Linked DNA regions of Homo sapiens: region 1 is linked to region 2. Evidence: read pairs that join two places in POLR2A ChIA-PET (ENCODE). Cell type or tissue: PC-9. All regions are shown on one strand.

What was found. Peaks named below come from ENCODE experiments on the same cell type or tissue, not always from the same donor. Only the 100,000 strongest peaks of a DNase experiment are listed, where the experiment ranks them.
Region 1: POLR2A ChIA-PET joins it to region 2 with 5 read pairs; 3 of 35 experiments call an interaction of 5 or more read pairs at or near these places.

What each region holds. Positions count from the first base shown.
Region 1 is chr11:34,319,048-34,327,047 of GRCh38, reverse strand. All of the region lies in intron 1 of ABTB2 (ankyrin repeat and BTB domain containing 2), which reads left to right. Among named protein-coding and RNA genes, the nearest start is that of ABTB2, 35 kb to the left of the region's middle. In PC-9, no CTCF peak of the experiment used is centred here; a DNase peak (open chromatin) is centred at 3,207; H3K27ac peaks cover 427 bases.
Region 2 is chr11:34,136,802-34,144,801 of GRCh38, reverse strand. It overlaps NAT10 (N-acetyltransferase 10), which reads right to left. Exons shown (of 29, transcript NM_024662.3): 21 at 7,776-7,824; 22 at 5,515-5,611; 23 at 5,307-5,417; 24 at 4,230-4,402; 25 at 3,594-3,713; 26 at 2,985-3,083; 27 at 2,454-2,527; 28 at 1,274-1,357. Among named protein-coding and RNA genes, the nearest start is that of NAT10, 35 kb to the right of the region's middle. In PC-9, no CTCF peak of the experiment used is centred here; no DNase peak of the experiment used is centred here.

The sequences.
Region 1 (8,000 bases), 180 kb before region 2:
GCTATAGTGTAGTGGCGCAATCTTGGCTCACTGCAACCTCCACCTCCCGGGTTTAAGCGATTCTCCTGTCAGCCTCCTGGGTAGCTGGGATTACAGGAACCCACCACCACGCCCAAATACAAAATAATTTTTGCATTTTTAGTAGAGACAGGCTTTCACCATGTTGCCTAGGCTGATCTTGAACTCCTGACCTCAAATGATCTGCCTGCCTCAGCCTCCCAAAGTGCTGGGATTATAGGCATGAGACAACGCACCCAGCCCTAACTGATATGTTTAGAACATTTACATTTAATCTAATTGTTTATGTATTTGGATCTAGTTTCTGTTATTTTATTATTTGTTTCTGTTTGTTCTGTTTTTGGCTACTCCCTTTCTCCTTTCCTGCCTTTAGATTATTTAAACTTTTTTTTTTTTTTTTGAGACAGGGTCTCCCTCTGACACCCAGGCTGGAATGCAGTAGCATGATCTCGGCTCACTGCAACCTCTGCCTCCCAGATTCAAGTGATTTTCATACATCAGCCTCCCAGGTAGCTGGGACTACAGGCATGTGCCACCACACCTAACTAATTTTTGTATTAATATTTTTAGTAGAGATGGGGGTCTCACCACGTTGGGCAGGCTGGTCTTGAACTCTTGGCCTCAAGTGATCCAACTGCCTTGGCCCCCCAAAGTGTTGGGATTACAAATGTGAGCCACTGTACCTGGCTAGAACATTTTTCAGTATTCTGTTTTAATGTATCTATTATGTGTTTTGACTATATCTCTGTGGTTTTTTTGGTGGGTGGTCTAAGGATTAAAAACTACATACTTAATTTTCCATTGTCAACTTAGAATCGGTATTTTCCTAGATGTTTAAGTGGAATGTATAGAAAGCTCACCACTATCCCTTTACCCTTTGTATAAAATCTAACATTGTAGGAGACTGCTAGCCTATTAGAGTACAGAGAGAGAAGAAAGACCTGGAAGGAATTAAGAGTTGGTTTTACCTCACTCATTCATTCATTTAGTAAACATTTATCCAGCTTTTTCTTTATTTTATTTTATTTTATTTTATTTTATTTTATTTTATTTTATTTTATTTTATTTTATTTTATTTTTTGAGACTGTCTCACTCTGTCGCCCAGGCTGGAGTGCAGTGTTGCAATCTCAGCTTACTGCAACCTCCACCTCCCGAGTTCAAGTGACTCTCCTGCCTCAGCCTTCCAAGTAGCTGGGATTACGGGCATGTGCCACCACACCTGGCTAATTTTTGTATTTGCAGTAGAGATGAGGTTTTGCTGTTTTGGCCAGGCTGGTCTCGAACTCCTGGCCTCAAGTGATCTGCCTGCCTCAATCTCCCAAAGTGCTGGGATTGCAGGCGTGAGTCACTGCACCCGGCCTATCCAGCATTTGACCAGGCAGCAGAATCCCCTCTCCTGGGCTGGATAATCTATAGATCAATACAGTAGTAAGAGTAGTAATAGTAATAGCTAACTTCATTAAGCACTTACTATGTGCCATGCACTTTTCTAGGTTCTTACAGGTAGTATATTGCTATTTCAATAATGCTATGATGTTGGTGCTATGATTATCTGCACCTTATAAGTGAGGAAACTAGGGAACGGAGAGCTTAACTTGCCTAAGGTCACGTCGGCAGCAGATAGCAGAACTTTGGGCCCACTGATTTTTAATCCTGCATTATCACAGAACCTCCATGGGGAAAGAACACATACTGGAAGGTATAGCACTGGTTCTGTCTTGGAGAGCATTTATTCTCCACCACATTCAGACCTTCCTCTGATAGTGGCCACTGATGGACCACTAAAGAGGCTCTTTTTTCCCAAACTAGTTATTTTTCCTATCCTCCTGTAAATATTCATAGGATATCTTCTTTGTGTCAGGGATTATGCACATAATATCAGAGCTCTGAGAACTTTGACTTTGAATCTGAAGTTAAAACTGGGAAGTGTCCAGGTATGGTGGCTCATACCTGTAATCCCAGCACTTTGAGGGGGCCAAGGCAAGAGGATTACTTGAAGCCAGGAGTTTGAGACCAGCCCAGGCAACCTCAACAACAAAAAAGAACAAACCAAAAAAAGAACTGGAAAGCACTCTAACTGTGACCGAATCAGTGCACTTTTCAGATGTGGACTCTGAGGTGGAGGGAGGTGATACAGTCTGCCACGGGCACTCCAGTAGAGGCTGAGCCTGCCGGGACATAGGCCTCTGACTCCTGCTTTGGTGTCTTTGTGCGTCTTTGTGCTTTCTTGGCAGAAAGGTAGGGGAAGCTAAAAAGTAGCAGAGCTGGAAATTCTGATCTGTAACTGAACAGGGACAGCCAGCGGTCCCCAAAGGGGAGCCTCTACTTGCATGCCAAGCCTCAGAAGGCTTTGGCAGCTGGGCTGTGCTATTTAATAACCTCCTGGAGGCTGATCCAGTGGTCTGGCAGCATTACTGACCAATGCTGAGGTTTATTTGTAGGCTTGGGTTTTGCATTTCCTGAAGAGGCAGGAGTGGACCCTAGGAAGAAGTGTTGGAGGGGTAGCTCAGTCTAACTGGCACCTGTTTTTTTAACAGCATGACTTACTGTGGGAATGACAAGTAGATATCACCTCATGGACCAAGCCTGATCAATCATCACTGTCTGGAGCACTGTGGTGAATTCAGGCTCAGAAGAAAGAATTCAGAAATCCATTGATGATGCCTATCATGGGCCCAGGAATAGGGGCTGGAAACTTGTCTGGCAGATATTTACCACTAGTGTGAGGGTTAAAGTAAGCCTGGGATTTTAATTATAGCACAATAATATCTGTCCTCATAGGACTGTTGTGAGGACTAACTAAGAATTTATGTAAAGTAGCTGGGCATGGTGGCTCATGCCTGTAATCCCAGCACTTTGGGAGGCTGAGGCAGGCAGATCACTTGAGGTCAGGAGTTCAAGACCAGCCTGGCCAACATGGTGAAACCCCGTCTCTACTAAAAATACAAAAACTAACTGGGTATGGTGGCAGGCACCTGTAATCCCAGCTACTTAGGAGGCTGATGCAGCATTGTTTGAAACCAGGAGGCAGAGATTGCAGTGAACCAAGATCATACCATGGCACTCCAGCCTGGGCAACAGAGTGACACTCCATCTCAAAAAAAAAAAAAAAAAAAAAAAAAGAGGGAATTTACGTTGATGTAAAGTGCTCATTAGCTTAGTCATTTGTTTTGCTTTGTGTTGGTAAGGGCTTTTCAAAAGAAAGAAAGTTCAGTTTATTCATTCAAATATTTGAGTGCCCTCCATACACCTGGTGCTAATTTGGCCCTGGAGAAAGATTGTGCAAGCTATACTAGGTCACTCTTCTCATGGAGATTGTTCTACATGGAAGAAATAGACAATAATTAGTAAATAAACAAGTAGGATGACTTCACATAGTGATAACTGTATTGAAGAACAACAAAAATTAGGCTAATACGAGACAGAAGGACTATGAAGGGGGAGGAAACCCCTGTGACAGGGTGACATTTGAACAGAGAACGAGCCGATAGTGCAAAGATCTTGGAGAGAGAAGAAAAAATGTGAAAGACTCAAGGAGAAACAGCCTTAAGGCATAGTGAACTTACAGAAGGCAGGCCAGAGACACCATGCCCTAGTTGCTAAATGCTTTCATTATAAAAATTTAAAAACATTAAAAAAGTATACAGGCTTACGTAATAACCTCTGTATATCCATCACATAGATTGAACTGTTAGCTCTGTTTTGACTCTTGCTATCTGCACCTCCCTTTTTTGGCTGTACTTGGTTAAAGCAAATCCCAGACATCATGACATTTTATCCCTAAATACTTCAGTATGTATCCCTTAAAAAATAAGCATTTGCGGCCAGGCGCAGTGACTCACGCCTGTAATTCCAGCACTTTGGGAGGCTGAGGCAGGCGGATCACTTGAGGTCAGGAGTTCGAGACCAGCCTGGCCAACATGGTGAAACCCCGTCTCTACTAAAAATACAAAAATTAGCCGGGCATGGTGGCAGGTGCCTGTAATCCCAGCTACTCGAGCTAAGGTACAAGAATTGCTTGAACCCAGGAGGCAGAGGTTGCAGTGAGCCGAGATCGTGCCACTGCACTCCAGCCTGGGCGATAGAGCGAGACTCAATCTCATAAATAAATAAATAAGCAAGCAAGCATTTGTTCCCACCTAGGCAACATGGTAAAACCCCATCTCTACAAAAAAATACAAAAATTAGCTGGGTGGGTGGTACGCACCTCTGGTCCCAGCTACTGGGAGGGTGGGGGGCTGAAGTTGGAGGATCACTTGAGCCCAGGAAGCAGAGGATGCTGTGAGCCAAGATTGCACCACTGCATTAGAGCCTGGGTGACAGAGAGAAAAAAGCGTTTCCTTACATCCTAATGTAGTTTCTTGCATTTAATTCTCACAATGCCATTGTCATGATTAATAATTTATTCTTTTTCTCTTATTATTTTATTTATATATTTATTTATTTATTTATTTGAGATGGAGTCTCACTGTGTCACCTAGGCTGGAGTGCAGTGGTGCAATCTCAGTTCACTGCAACTTCCACCACCCAGGTTCAAGTGATTGTCCTGCCTCAGCCTTCCTAGTAGCTGGGATTACAGGTGCATGCCACCATGCCCAGCTAATTTTTGTATTTTATTAGACGTGGGGTTTCACCATCTTGGCCAGACTGGTCTCGAACTCCTGACCTCAAGTGATCCACCCTCCTCAACCTCCCAAAGTGCGATTAACAATCTCTTAATACAACCTAGTACTTAGTCTATACCCAAATTTTCCTGCTTGCCTCAAAAATATAAATTAGTTTGAATCAGATTCTAAACAAGGTCTGTGTATTGCATCTAGTTATTAACCAGATCATGTGTTTCATGATGAAAAGGTATTTGACGTCAGACCTACCTTATCTGGATGGGTTTTGCGTGCCTTTCTGGCCAGATATGTAGCTTAGATCGTTAGAAGCCCTGAAGGGCTGTGAACCCCTGCCAATACTGTCAGGTTATTTCCCAGAGGGATATTCAGAAATCCTCTGCCCTTCCTTCATTGTTGCTAACAAAACTGTGGCTCTTTCGGTGTCAGAAGCAATGGGGGTATGAGTTTGGGCTTTCTCTGCTGACCCAGAGGTGAGTCCCGACTGTCCTGAAGGCTGTCACGATTCTAGTCCCATTGAGAGTGATTGGTTTCAGAACAGGCATGTGACCCAGTTCAAGCCATCAAGGCCTGAGGGAAGGATGCTAGGTGGAGCTTCTCTGGAAGGGTTTCTTTTCCCTTGGTTTGGGGTCTTGAGACTTGAATGGTATATGCGAACATCATGTCTAGAGCTGCGGCAGCTGCCATCTCATGACTGCAGGGAAAATCAGGCAAAACCCAACATCTTGATGCAGGCCAAGGTGGGAGAAAGGACATAACTTGGGTCCTTGATGACACTGTTGAGTCACAGAACCAACCAACCCTGAAACTACCCTACCCAGCTCTTCTTACAGGAGACAATAACGCCCTGGCTGTTTAAGCCACTTTTAGTTGTTGGCTTTGCATCCGGGTGCATCCCAATGATACATCACAGGCATCTTTCTGGATAAAGCAATATTGTCTCTAATAGGTTTTTATTTACTTTGAGACAGAAAAGAAGTAACCTTTAAAGTCTATCCTTATTCTCTTGCTTAAACCACTGTTTTTATTTTTTCCAATTGGTTGGTGAATATTTCTCCTTTTTCCTGTTGAACTTCAATTGAATATGGCACACTCTCATGAGTTGTCTATAAACATTTAAGAAGCTTTGGCTTCTGTGGAATAAGAAATACGCAGCTGTTCATTCTCCCTTGCAATGACTTGACCCAAAGTAAAACATCTTTTTTTGTTTGTTTGTTTGTTTTTGAGATGGAGTTTTGCTCTTGTTGCCCAGGCTGGAGTGCAATGGTGAGATCTCAGCTCACTGCAACCTCCGCCTCCTGGGTTCAAGCGATTCTCCCACCTCAGCCTCCCGAGTAGCTGGGATTACAGGCATGCGCCACCATGCCCAGCTAATTTTGTATTTTTAGTAGAGACAGGGTTTCTCCATGTTGGTCAGGCTGGTCTTGAACTCCCGACCTCAGGTGATCCACCCACCTCAGCCTCCCAAAGTGCTGGGATTACAGGCGTGAGCCACCGCACTTGGCCAGTAAAACATCTTTAAATGGCGCAAAGTAAAACTTTGTGGAAGATTTTGGTGCACATTGGCTGAAAGACAGATACAAATGGTATTGGGGAAGATTGGCAAGCTTGAATGTGCTGCTTGCTAACCAGAAGTAAGGCATTCTCAGTAGTGAGCTGGGATTGCCCAGGGGAGATAAAGTTAGTCTGGTATGTTCTAGAGAGTTCCACGGACGTCTAATGTGGACACACGACACCCATATGCCTGCCTGTGGGGTAAGTCCTTCGTGAAGGTTAGGTGAGAGAATTCAAGAGGCAGCCAGCCCACCCAATGGCACCTTGAGCTTTCAAGTTCTACTTTGCTTTGGAGAAGAAATTCTACTGTGGTGAGGTATATCCATCCAAGTGACTTTTATCATAAATCTCTGTACACCTGTGGAGGCATTGAAATGGTCTACAGCTGAAATGGCCTTTTCAGCTCAGATCATCCAGGGATAAGGTTTTAATCATCAACCAGACTGCTTCGGCCACTGAGTACATTTTTAGGACCCTGCCTTCTGACTTCAATTCCCCCAGGAAATACAAAGCATTCAAATGTTAGCCCAAGGGTAACATCCTTAAGAAATAAAATCTGCTCTTTTCTCAAAACCTGAGTGCCTTCCAAAGCCAGAATTAAATTTCTATTTGGGTCATCTGTGCACATATTTTGGGGAGACATAAATCATATGCAGCTCTGTTAGAGATCTCAGGGAGTGAGCTGTGTGTTAAGAATAAAAATAAAATTAAGTAACGTGTGCTAATAGATTAGTATGTTTCAAGTACTGAACTAAATGCTTTATACTCACTAGCTCATTTTAATACACCTGCTCTCTAAAAAGTGGCCAGGCACGGTGGTCACGCCTGTAATCCCAGGACTTTGGAAGGCCAAGGTGGGTGGATCACCTGAGGTCAGGAGTTCGAGGCCAGGCACAGTGTCTCACACCTGTAATCCTAGCCCTTTGGGAGGCCGAGGTGGGTGGATCACCTAAGGTCAGGAGTTCGAGACCAGCCTGGCCAACATGGTGAAACCCATCTCTATTAAAAATACAAAAATTAGCTGGGCGTGGTGGTGCATGCCTGTAGTCCAACCTACTTGGGAGGCTGAGGCAGGAGAATCACTTGAACCTGGGAGGCAGAGGTTGCAGTGAGCAGAGATCACGCCACTGAACTCTAGCCTGGGTGCCAAAGTGAGACTTCATATAAAATAAAATAAATATAAAATAAAATAGTCCTGGTGTCTCATTTTCCAGCTGATAAAACAGAGGCTGGGAGGGGTTAAATAACTTACCACACAGTGTGAAGAGTGACAGTGGGAAGCTCACGCTCAGGTCTGGCTGACTCCACAGCCCGCCTTGGTAATGACTTCAGAGGTGACAGACAGCACTGCATATACTTGGTGTATGTTGGCTGTTCCCTTTTTGTCCCAAACCTGTCCTTGGCTTGGAGCTATCCCACACCTAGGTTTCTCCTCCCCTGCTGCCTAGATACTGGCCAGTGCAGGCATCAGCTGGTCCTGGTGGGACCTGCCCCTTTATGATAAAGCCAAAAGAGATCCCAGTAAGCTTTGGGGTCTCTTCTGACTTTATCACAAAGGGGGAGGTCTCTGTGACCTTCTTCACCTGGCTGTATAATGACCATCTGAAGTCGGTGGGGTTGTGGGGAAGAAGGCCTGAGCCAAGGCTTCTTGTGTGTCAGATCCAGGAAGCATTTTATTTCATTTCATTGCCTTTCCCTGGGTCATCTGTTGTAGAGTCTGAGGTGGTGTCTACTCCAGCGCTGTTCCTATTACTCTGTGGGGCTGACAAGATGTTATCCCCCAGCTCCAGGGGCCTTGGCCATCA
Region 2 (8,000 bases):
CCCAAATCAGCTGTGAAAGCCTCAATTCCAGTGGCTCTGGGCAGGGGAGGCCTCATTGTACTCCCAGGGAAAACTGATGAAGGTTCCAGCCTAAGTTATTTACAAATGCACCACTCTGCAGATAAGAAGCTTGGAGTGAAGATTTTCAAAGAGTGGTCTAGGGACTGCTGGGGTCCCTAAGACCCTTTCAGGTGTCCACAAGGTCAAAATGTATTTGGATTAGTATGAAAACAGTTATTTGCCTTTTTTCATTTTCATTCTCTCACAAATATTCAGTTTTCCAGAGAGTATAAGATATGACAGCAAAATAGTGTCAGTGAAGACACAGACATTAGTATCCGGCTGCCTTCTGTTAAGCCAGATATTGAAGAGATTTGCAAAAATGTAAATGTAAAACAATGCCACTCTTCTCACCAAAATTTTTATGAAAAAGAGTATTTTTCAAAACGACTGAGTCCGTTATTACTGTGAACAAATGAATTTTTTTTAAATTTCTCAGTTTTTCATTTATTTTCTTTTTAAAATTTTTTTGCAGAGACAGGGTCTGCTATGTTGCGCAGGTTGGTCTTGAACACCTGGGCTCAAGCGATCCTCCTACCTCGGCCTCCCAAAGTGCTGAGATTACAGGCGTGAGCCACTGCACCTGGCCAGTTTTTCATTTCTAATATGGGAAATTTCCATAGATATAACCAACAAAAGTCCTTTGGGGACCTTAATTGTTAAGAGATAAAGGAACTCAAAGACCCAAAACCTTGAGAACTGCTGGCTCAAAGGAAGGACAACGTAACAGTTAAACCTATGGCCTTGCAGTGGAGAAACCTGGACTTGATTCTGGCTCCGGCTCTCACTAGCTGTGTGCTTCTTGGGAACTTAACCCCTGAGAGCCTTGTTACTTCATCTTAAAGCAATGACAGTAATAAAACAGCCCCCTTATGCTGTCATCCTGAGGGCTGAATGATGAAAGCCCATAAGCAAGTCTCAGCCAGTGGCAGCTTCTGGACTGTTCCCTCAAGCCCTTCTCCATGACAGGCCCAGTGCCCTGGCATGGCTGACAAATACAAAGAGTGAAGAGATCCATGCCTAAGAGATGGCCCTCCTGGTCTGTGGGACATGCACTGCAAGGGTAATGGCCAGGGGACTCTCAAAGGGAAGAACCATGACTTTTCTGTCAAAGCTTTTGCTCCAACCTCCTATTTTCTAGTCAAAGTTAAAGAGAAGCAGAGAGGCCAGAATGCCTCTTCCGCCAGATGCACATCAGACCCTGGGCCCTCACCTTTTCAGGCTGATGATCGAGGCGTTCGGCCCAGCTTTGTTCAAAACTTCATTCCACTCTTCATCGTCCCCACGGATTATGTATCTAAAAAAAAGAAGGGAACTATCAAAGCCTGCTAGAAAGAAGAGGGGACTGCTTAAGAGAAAATAACGACAGTGACAACATTCTTATCAGACACTTCCTGTCATGAAAGCCAGGCTGAGCTGTGTCAGCATTTGAACAGCAGAAAGGACAGAGGGGACAAGCATGCAGGAGGGCCAAGAGACATGGTGCTTAGCTCTATGGATAGAAGCTCCACAGGAGCGAGGGTCACCAGGCCTGCTGGCAGGGGTCAGTGAGGACAGTCCTGCACAGAAGGCAGCCTGCCTGGCTCTTCCCACATGACTCTCATTAACATCCACCAAAGAAGCTTCCTGTCACCCCCACAATCTTCTCACTCACTCCCACCTCCAAGCATTTGTCCACAAGCCCTTGAACTGTGCCTCTCCCCTCCCTCCCTTCTCTTTCAGATTTAGCAGTCCTGGCAAATCAAGGTTTTGATATTGCAAAGCTGAGGGCAAAAACTAGAGCTCGATTCTCTGTCCAAGGACTCCTGGCCACCTCCACCTCACATACCCAGCAGCCACCATCACTAATGACCCAGAAACAGGACTACAGGTCACAGAGGCTCAGAGGCCATGAATTCTGGAGTTATTATTCACATCAATCCAGGCAGTGGAGGGAGAGGCAGCACCACTACAGCTGAAGCACAAAAGGGACTAGGATTCCCAGACGGTTTTAGAGCAAGGGGTGTTTTGCTTGTTTGGTTGGTTTTAGCAGTAGAATCCTTTCTTCAAACAAAGTCACACGTAAAAGCCAAATAGAGTAAGTAACCATTAAAGGGCCTGCTCATCCAATCGGCACCCCCACTCCTGGAAGGACCCGAGGTGTGACCTGGAGCCTTGGGGATCAGAGAGTGCAATGTGTAAGTCAAAGTGGCGGCACTAGTCTCCGGAACCCAACTCTTCCAAAATTATACAAACAGGCAATTAGAAGGTCAAATAGAACTGTTAGCATCCCTAAAACTGATCCCATGAAAGACACTTTCCAGGGCACGTGGGATATGATTAGAAGAAACGTGTAGGCAGATTCTTAGGGCCCCAGAAGCCAAGGCAAACCCTCTGCTTCCCACAAGCCTTACTCAGAGAGGTCCATGCTCTTCAGCTTCCCTACTTCCTTCTTGTGTTTCTCCTGAAATTCCTTTGCTGCTTCATCCTGTGGTTAAGGACCCATAAAGAGACTAAGTCAGAGTCAAGGATTGAACCAAACACAGGAAAAGGTGAAGCTGGGGTGGAATGGCACAATGATGAGAAAACATTTCCTTCTCTTCCATCTACCTGCAAAAACCTTGTAGGCAGCTTTGATTATTTTAAGGTAGCTCTGTTATAAACTATGCATTTAAGAAGTCACCAAAAAAGACAAAACATTTCCAACAGATGCTGGAATCCTACATTCACAACACACACACACAATCAGTGGGAGGCACAACTCTAGGCCTGTGTGTGCTCAGACAATGCTGGGTCCGTTTGTCCAATTAAACCTACAGAATAGCACTTAGCTCAATTAGTGCAGAGGACTCTTTCTAAAGGGGAAGGGGAAGACAGTCTGAATTCACAGCCTAAGGCAACTGATGGAAATGCTGGGACTCCCGAGGCCATGAGCAGGGACATACTAGGTCGTCACTGAGGGTCTTCATCGTGGGCTCCATGACCACATCCTTCGCTGCCACCATCTGCTCCTCAATGGCCTTTTCCTGAACTTCATTAAATAGCTACAAAAGACAACCAACAGAGAAGCAGAAGATGAAGGAGCAGCAGGGACCCAGTCACCCGTGACCCAGACACTTGGTGTCTTATAGAAAGGTGTGCATTTTGAAGACACAAAGCAACACTCTACAGTTTAGGAATGTGGATATTAGCGGGAAGAGCTGAAGAACACAGACTGGATATGTACCAAATTCCTAATAGGGATGCCTCTGGGAGAGGACACAGAACTTCACAGATTCTTTAGAGCTGAAGTCCTGTATTTGCGCGCGCACGTGTGTGTGTGTGTGTGTGTGTGTGTGTGTGTGTGTGTGTGTGATGTGTGATGAGATGCAGCAAACACAGCTAAATGCTAACATGTGTTCTGAAGTCCTGGATTTGTGTGTGTGTGTGTGTGTGTGTGTGACGAGATGCAGCAAACACAGCTAAATGCTAACATGTGTTCATCTCGGGAGCAGGGAGTGGGTTTGTTGCACTATTTGAGAGACATCAAGCCCCTGCCCTCAGGCTGAGGTTACCTTCACAACTTTGCGGATGATCCGGTTGAAAAGTCCCATCAACTGGCCCGAGGGCAGCTCAATCTCCTTTTCCAGCTGGTCCACAGACTTATGCTGCAGGCCAATCCCCAAGAGAAGAGCCTAAAGGATGGAAAATCTGCTGGGTGGGCCTCTAGGACACGCCCTTGCCCATTAAAATGGCGCCAAGAACCAGAGTACTCTCTTGACCAAAGCTATTGGTACAAAGGTAGACTAGCACTGTGTATATTGGCATCTTCTCTTTCATCCTGTTACTGAGACCACCAAGAAATGCTGTCTTCCTAAAATCCCCAAAGTAACTTTTATCCTGACAAATACCTGCTTCACAACTACATTAAAAGTTTGGGATGTTCCTGAACCTCTGCTAAGGTGGAGTTAAGTGTCAAGGCAACGTAGTGGGGTGGAAGCTGCAGCTCTCTCACTTTGTATGGCTGGACACATTACTCGACTTCAGAGCCCAGGTTTCCTGACCTGTAGAATGAGGATGCCACTACCCACCTATCAGATGTATGAGGAATTAAAGGCACACAATTATGTCCAAGTGCCCAACCCAACACCCAGCAAATGAACAGCTCCACAATCCTCGCTTCTCCTCCACGCAAGCAACAGATAGCATACCGACTGAGCCGCAGACAGGGCCAGGTCCCCCAGCTGGTTCAGGAAATAGATGCGAGAGATGGCCGGGATCATGTCCATGATGAGGTGATAGTCCACCATATTCCGTGAATACATCTCCAGCCGCTTCAGGTCATAGGGGAGGAAGAGTGCTTCCAGCTCCTCCCGGCTCAGGGCTGTCCATGGGATAGAGAGCTAGACAGGTTAGGTCACCCGGCGCCCTCATGAGATAGCACACAGCCCCCAGGCGGCACCCTAACACACAGGAGCATCTAACAGGGCCTGGCAGCCATACCACACAGCCCTGGCCCAGAGGGGCACCAAACCTGCTCCTGCCATAGAAGGGGCGGCTCCAGGCCACGTGTGGGGAGGGGACGGCTGCCACAGGACCCTTGCTCAGTTCCCATACTGAACACATGGACCAAGGAAAAGCTCCCTGTGGCCCAGGGTTAGGGGAACACAACTACACTCTTTCCCTGCTTTGTCACTTCATTTGGTGTCACAGAAAGTGTGTAAGCTCTGCCCAGCTCAAGATATACGGATTTCTCCATCAAAATATAATTGGCAAAAAAGTATATACACACACATATACACATATATGCATGCTATACCTAAATATTTATATATAAAATATGCAATAAAACTAATCTCTTACACATTTTTTGTTTTTTAAGTATTCAAACAATCTGTATGCACAAAGCACTTCTGTGTGCTGTTGGCTACAGAAGGCTAGCAGCATATTCTTATTACAATTTCATGAATCAGGAAACTAAACCTCAGAGATGGAGCACCTCACTCCCCTAGAGCACAGATGTAAATCGGCCTCCATAACCAACCAGCTACATGAACTAAATGGACACCTCTGACATTAAATTGCACAGCCAGAGTCTTACCATGAAAATGAAAGACAGCACAGCCTGGGACAGAGCAGGGGCCTGGCAAGCGGGTGGTGACCAGCGAGTGACTGCAGGCTAGAACCAGTCCCTCAATTTCCAGCCCAAACCCTTCCTAGGACACCACACCCACCTCCCACACAGCCAAGCCATTCCCAACCCTCCTCCCTGTCCCCACCCGGCTCACCAGGCTGGGCTGGCTTCCCCATGTTCCTGTTCTGAATGATGTTCAGAGCCAGGGAAGGAGAGAAGGTACTGAACTGGTAGGAGAGCAAGGCTAGGAACCGCCGTCGGAAATCTGTGGGGTGCCATCACGCAGAGTTAGAGGTCTGGAGGCATCCCCGGCAGCCCCCAATCACCTCATTGTCTCCCCCAAACCCCTACTCCTCAGTCACCTTTCCAGAAGGCTGCAAGCCAGCCTCCCTGGTCAGCCTCATCCTCATCAGTGAGCGTCTTCAGCATGATGCACGAGTGCTCTCCGGTCAGGTCATTCTGGGCAACACAGAGGTTTAACTGGCACCAAGAACCCCCTTTTTTTGAATAACCCATCATTGATGAAGGGTAAACACTCAGAGAAGAAAGGCTTAGTGCTTCCGCAGGCCTCTCCTTCTTTCCAGGCTGGGGGTAGGCGCCCTTCTCAAACAGCCCTCGCCTTCACCTTCCTCATATCACCTCAGTTCACACACAACAGCTGCAAAGATCACTGTCCTGCAATCTCCTCAAAAGTGTCACAGACACAGAGAAGAGCTGCTGGCTCTTCTGGGCCTGCCTCTTGCTCGGGACGTGCGGGAGGGAAATATGTGCTCCTCTCAGGTAGATGCTGAACTCAGTCATTAGGGCTTAAGCGCCACACAATCCAGTCAACATGGGTTTGATGCCTCACAGCAGGAACTCCAGGGCCAAAACCTACACCTCAGTGCTGGCAGCCAGTCTGCAAGTGCAGGCTTCTTTAGGTGTTAAAATTGTGACTATTTTTACATTTTTTACTCCATAACAACAAAGCCCCACACCATAAAAACACCACCAAGTCACAAATGAACAGTGCACAGTGCAAGACCACACGGACACACCGCAGACCACACCACAGCTCACTAGCTTGCGTTCTCCTTGCAGCTGACAGCCAAACTTACATCCTCAGCCTCCACCAAATGTACTGACAGAGACTCAACCCATCTCTGCAGCTCCCTGCCTGCACGGAAGCAGCCCAACACCCAGCAGTCCTCACCAGTCCCACTTTAAACCCTCGGACGGACACTGGACACTAGCCTCTGATACTGACTTTGCCCTCTCCAAAATCAAACCTCCAACACTTCCCTCTCAGCCGATGGACTCCCCTCATCTGGGAAGACAGAAGCACTCAGAAGACAATGTCTTCATCCTCCCAACCCCAGATCAGCCAGCCAACTGATGCCTTCCATTCCCACGCTCTCTGCCTTCCCTGTTCCGAAGGATGAAGTAGGTGGTCACCTCTCTTCCTGAATCTCGAGTCCCACCCACCACCTCCTCAAGGCCTGCACTCTGGCAGTCAGCCCCCCTCACCCATACCACTAATTGCAGGATCGAACCCAGCAGCAAAAAACATTCTCTAGAATCTCCCATCGGACAATCCTTCTTTAGCGCCCATCTCCCTCCAGCGACCTTGTTTCTCTGCTCCCTTTCGCTTCCTGAAAGAGTCGCCTGTTCCCCTTCTAGTTCTTCACCTCCTCTTCCCTCTGGCCAGGCCAAAGCCTCCACTCCACTGCAGCTGCTTCAATGCAGCTCACCGCTGCTGACAAATCCAATGGCCAGCTGTCCTCATCCTCCTCATCCTCTCAACAGGGCTGACTCCCATTCCCACTTTTTCACCTTGACGTGTGACACCACACCCGACTTTCTCTTGCGCATCAGGGCTGTTCCTTCTCAGTCTTGTATGTGCTGTGTCCTCCTCTTCATTCCTCTAAACGTTAGGGTCCAAGGAGTCACTCTCACATCCTTTCATTGGCTCCAGATATTTTTCATTCACTCAACAAAAGTATTTACTGAACACAAACTACACAGCAATTGCTACTCTAAGTGCGAGGAATACAGCAATGAACACAACAGACAAGAGCTCCGTGCCCTCCTGCAGTGCATTCTATTATGAATATGCTGATGGCTCCCAAAGCTCCATCTCTAGCCCCAAACTTCCCTACCTCCAAATTCCTGTAGTCAAATGAATGCCTAGTCCACATTTCCACTTGGATGTCCAATAGGCATCTCATATTAACATCAAAAAAGAACTCCCACTCTTCCCTCCAAATCTGCTCCTCCTGCAGTGAGTCCCATCTCCGACAGCACCTCCAACACCCAGTTTCTCAAGCCAAAACTCTAGGAATTACCCTTGATCCTCCTGTCCACTCTCCTTTCCCAGAATCTGATGAACAAGTCCACGTGTACCTCTGCCATTTTATGACTAAGCTCAACGCATGCACCGTGTAGTCGGAGAAGAAATGTGTGATGATGTGGCCTGTCACTGAGGATGGCTGTTTCCATGTCCATCAGAATAAACCTCTTCAGAGGCACAGCCACCTGCTCAGAGCGATGCAGCAGGGAGGCACTAGGGCTCTTTGCAAGGACAGGCCTGTCACCTACCATAACGGTAAACCTAAACTTCTCCTCTGCTGGATGCCTCACTCACCGGGGTCTGTCTCAGATAAACAGGAACAAATCCAGCTCGTTTCCAGAACCTGCAAAGATACAAAGACAGTAGGTCACTGTGTGTGGCCTCTGGGGAGTGGCTGATAGACACACAAGGGCAAGAGCCAGGAAGAGCACGCCACAAATAGCAGGCTAGCACCGATACCAGCTACCAACAGAGACACACAGCCCACAGAACTCTTCTTTCTCAATGCCAAGGAGTGAT